Linked DNA regions of Mus musculus: region 1 is linked to region 2. The links are chromatin loops, found by intact Hi-C in ENCODE. Cell type or tissue: heart. All regions are shown on one strand.

What was found. Peaks named below come from ENCODE experiments on the same cell type or tissue, not always from the same donor. Only the 100,000 strongest peaks of a DNase experiment are listed, where the experiment ranks them.
Region 1: a loop joins it to region 2, with 6 times the contacts of the local background. A loop is called at or near these places in 28 of 42 quality-filtered maps.

What each region holds. Positions count from the first base shown.
Region 1 is chr3:135,400,996-135,403,495 of GRCm38, reverse strand. No RefSeq gene overlaps it. Among named protein-coding and RNA genes, the nearest start is that of Cisd2, 21 kb to the left of the region's middle. In heart, a CTCF peak has its summit at 1,040 (motif pointing left); a DNase peak (open chromatin) is centred at 1,025; H3K27ac peaks cover 897 bases.
Region 2 is chr3:135,730,071-135,732,570 of GRCm38, reverse strand. No RefSeq gene overlaps it. Among named protein-coding and RNA genes, the nearest start is that of Nfkb1, 40 kb to the right of the region's middle. In heart, a CTCF peak has its summit at 1,089; a DNase peak (open chromatin) is centred at 1,090; H3K27ac peaks cover 473 bases.

The DNA of each region.
Region 1 (2,500 bases), 330 kb after region 2:
AATACGACAGGTGGTGTTTGAATCGCATAGATTGTGTTAGAGAATTTGCCCGCTACAGGGGCAATTGAAAGCCAAATGTGCAGCTGTGCCGCGACTGCCTCCACGTCTCTGGTGCACACAGACTGGATGAAGGAGGACACCTGTAGCTGCTTTCTGTGTTTAACTGCTGCATCTGCCCCCAGGCTTTTGTTCATAGTGGATTTTGACTGGAAGCCCTATTTTTCATTTTACTCAACAAATCTTTCTTTTGCAGAAGTCATGAAGCAGTCTTTAAATACAGTAGAATTACAAGCAGGTACACACTGCTAAGGACATTGCTCAGAGAGGCAGTAACAGGGTCTTTCAGCTCTCCCTTGGCGGGGTGGGGGCGGGGGGTTAAATGCGCAGATGCACTGCACATTAAGAAATGATGCTTTAAACAGTCTGGGTGAAACAGCTTGCGGAGCCTGCTGCTTCTCTCCTCCTTGAGGGTCCTGGGAATTGGACTCAGGTTCTCAGACTTGGCAGCAAGCACCTGCTGAGGTCTGCTCTTCTGATATGTTTTTGTAATGATAAGTACCGGCCCCATAGCCTGGCTGCTCCCTGGAAGGAGAGGATCTGCATGGACAATGTGACCTTGCTTCCTGATTAAAAGTATTGGTTAAATAAAGACGCCAACAGCCAATGGCTGGGCAGAAGAGACATGTGAGTGGTTTGGGTTTTCCAGGCTTGGAGTTGGAGGAGACCCTGAGGAGGCAGAAGAGGAGGAAGTGGAAAAAGGAGAGAGAGGACACCAGGGGTAAAAATCCTAAAATAATGGCCACGTAGGATGGCTGATTGGAGTTAAGAGCAGTGTTCTCTGACCCAAAGATGTCAGGATGCTGGGTGACATCACTAAGCCAGATGTGCCCTTTCTGTGGTCTTCCCCCACCCCAACCTTGAGGATTTACCTTCCCTACTTCAGCTGGTGGTGGGGCCTGTGGTTGGCCACTTCCTTTCACCAGATGAGAACCTATCAGGGCTCGCCCATAGAAATGGTGTGTGCGCTACTGCCACCTTGTGGCCGTATGTTCTTCACTCGCGCAGCACCATAAAAATTCAGTGCCAGAAACCTGAGCAGCGTGCATTTTTCCTGGCCACATCTTATCAAGCCACTGCTAATGCTGGATGTTGAAACTACGAGCGATAAAGCGGATCATAGGTTTCAATGTGGCAAGTCCTGTAAGGACAGTAATGTCCACGTGACAGCAAGTTAAAATGGTTAAGTGCCTAGCTCTCTCTCTCTGTGGAGTGATGACAGATGTGTCTACTCATTAAGCAGAAACTTTGCCTTGGTGAAGCATTTTTGTCGTGGAAAGAGTTATGGAAAGAGAACATGACAGATAAAAATGTCTTCTAAAGGAATCTACAGCAGTTGAAATGTGGACATCGGATACAGTAGAATTTCTAAAGTACTGTCCCACCGAGATTTCCTCACCCCAGTTCCTAGAACCTGTGAATCTATCCCACCTGTGAATATACCACGTGATTTGATGGGCCATACTCCAGGAAATTATCTATGCAGGCCCAATCTAATGTCTTTTTTTTTTTTAACATTTATTTATTTGGTGAGCGTGTGCGCACACACTCATTCATGCACACAAGAGCAAGCACGCAAACACATATGTAGATGTCCCCTTCGGGGCATGTGCTCACCCCGTGGTACTCATGCCAAGAGCTGGTTTTCTCTTTCTATCAAGGGTCCCAGGGATCAAGCTCAGGTTGCCAGTCCTGACTGCAGCCCCCTTCACCGCCTGGGCTCCTCTTGCTGACCCCACAGAAGCTCTCTGAAAAAGTTATTATTTGTACCGGGTGTGGTGGCTCACACCTTTCATCTCAGTACTTCGGGAAGCAGAGGCAGGTAGATCTCTGTGAGTTTACAGCCACCCTGGTGGCTTCCAATAAGATACCAGGCCAGACAGACGTACATAGTGAGTCTGTGTCTTAACAAAGTTATTTGGTTTTTAAATCATGGCAAACTACGTACATAATTCATCATCGTTCCCCATCGTAAGTGCGCACTATAGCAGTTTAACTGTGCTCGCATTAGGTGGCCAGCTGCCAGTACACTCCTAGTTCAGCTGAAGTTGAGGACCACTGAACAACAGTCTCCTCTCTCCTCACTTGCTGTCCTGCTGTATTGTTATTCTTGCTCAAACTGTACATGGAACTCCTATCAACATTAGAGGAAGTGACACAAAATTGTCTCTTGCTGCGCACATAAAGGGTTTTTCTTTGTGACTCAGTTGGTCTGGATTTTTCAGTTCTCTCAGTCAGAAATCCATTGACATTAAAGAAAGCGTCAGACTGCAGCATCAGTTTGACCAATTGGACGTATGCTTTCATTTCTTCCATTTTCAGTGGGAGGTGGTGCCCTGGTGCACGTGTGGAGTCAGAGAGCAATTGTGGGAGTCAGTTCCCACCTTCCACTCAGACTCGTGGAGTCAGATTCGGTCATAGGGCTCAGACACGAGCATCTTCA
Region 2 (2,500 bases):
GGTTAATAGATAGATAATACATATCATATTGATAATAATTTCCAAGTTACATTTGATGTTTAGATATGCATAGGGGTACAATTGTTTGAATTACTGTTGTGTTTATCCATCATTAATATATGTTGTGTGGATGGTTGGATAAGTGTGTACATGCCTGACACAGCAGGCAGGTAGAGATTGGAGAGTGATGCGCTGGAGTGGCTTCCTTCCACCGTGTGTGTGTGTGTGTGTGTTTGTGTGTGTGTGTGTGTGTGTGTGTGTGTGTGTGTGTGCTGGGTATCGACCTCACTCAGGTCAGGCTTGGTCGCTGTGTTTTTGAACATTGATTTATTTTATTCTTCTTTGGGTGGGAGAGAACGTAAGTTGATTACATCTGTTTCTGCTTGTTAGAGTAGATGGAGGACACTTCACTTGCCACTGTGACTGGCACCAACTTTGATGGGACTAAAATCAAACGAGACTTAAAGCATCCATAGAATAAATCAAGCATTCTTCCGTAAGTGATTCCCTTTTTTAATCTTTCTATTTTAGCGTTGTTGGGTTCCCCCCCCCCCCTTGGATCCATCGTCAGTCCCTCCGCCTTGAGTCCTCACCTCAGCCCAACGTCCTTCCTATGTGATAAGGTTTTTAACCAGATCAGGTGCACAGAAATAGAAGTTACCACCGCACTTTCTAAGCATGGTGAAGCCCTGTTATAAACTAGTCAATCTGGCTGGTCTAGTTGTTTTCCTTTCTTTGTGCGGGCGAGGTGTTGAGTCTTTGTATTGCGTATCTGTACACATGCTTTAAATTTTTTCTTCATGTTGAGATCGTTTGAGAAAAATGTGGGTGGGGCGAAAGAAGATTCTGCTCTAAACTATTTAAAACCTTAAATCTTCAAACCTCAGGAGATAAATACAAGGTATTTAAGACTCCCATGAGTCATAGACTAAGAAAAAAAAATCTTAACCTGGAAAGAAAGAAATAATGTTTTCACCACATCTAACAAGATGTTCTGAGCTGTGGCTTTAATGTACATGTCCACGGCGCCACCTAATGGCTGGATCAATCTTAAAACTATCTCTCAATACAGTTAACCAGGTAATTCTCGAAATTGGGCATGAGGTGGCGCTAGAGTTCTTCTTAGATGAGCTCTGAAAGCCTTTACAAAGCAAGCTCACATTCAAGGGCATCCACCAGGGCTACACAGAGAAATCCTGTCTCGAAAAACAAAAACAAAAATAAAAACATAGAAATCGCAACAAACCACAACCTTACCCTAAAGTCGTGAACATTCACTAACTTATCCCGTTTCCTTTTTATCATATTTTTTTATTTTTTATTTATTTTATTTTTATTTTTATTTTATATTTTATTTTACTACTTTATTCTGTTGATGAATAAAAATCTACCTTGAAATACAAATCCACAATGTGTCATTTAGGAGGTGACTCAGGTCCGTCACCTGAACCGTCTGTGTCCCCACAAGGGTGGGAATGCAACTGTCACTGTCACTGTCACTGTGTGAGTGAAGCCTTCCTTAGATTCCATTACAGAACGAGGTAAAGCGCTGAAGAGTGATAGCAGTAGTAATGGTGATTGACAGCTGGGCGTGTCCCCACTGAACACTGAATGAGTAAAGCCACACTTTCTAAGGGAAAGCAAAGGAGACTGACCGTGCATTCTGACCACCGACCAAAGCTGCACCATTTGTCCGCATAAAGCGATGGAGGGATGAGAAAAATGAAAGAAAGGAGAGAGCAGCATTATAAATAACTAATGTAAGCAAATACTGTTAGTCCTTCCAGCTCACAGATGGTGATGGATAGTTTCCAGAATATGGCTTGAATGTGGCTCTAGTGCCCAACTGATAGCTCCTTGGAATGTCCAAGTGTTGGTTGGTATTGTAATTCATTTAGACAGGGGGGGAGAAGGGGGAAAGGAAGGAAGGAAGGGAGGGAGGGAGGGAGGGAGGGAGGGAGGGAGGATAAATTTCTTCTCATCAGGGTCATTCTAAGACCCAGATTCCCAGAGTGACTGACCTCAGTGACTGCCACACCCTAAGAAACAATTCTTTCCACACTTCCAGCCCCTGCAAAGTCTCTACAATAAAAATGGCAAGTCATTTTAGCCACATAGAAAACATGATGCATGTGTTCGCTCGCTATATTCGGGAATCCAATTATACACTGTTTTCTGTGAGATGCAGCATGGCAATCATAAACCGTTTCCTTCTCAAATGAACACTCGTATCAGCATCTCCAGCTCACCCCACAGCAATGTTAGGGAGCAGTGGGTGGGAGGAAATGGGCGTCTGTTCCCCAACCGACCACTATTTAAAACCATGGCTTACACATTTGTGGATTGCTGAATGTGTGTTCACGATATAGTTTCACAGAGTGACTTTCAGATCTTGGAATTAACCCTTCTTGAGTTTAGCACACATAGGTAGACATGTACATATCCTGGAAATATAGATACCCCAAGGAGCATATGTCATAAACACTTTATGGCAAAGAAC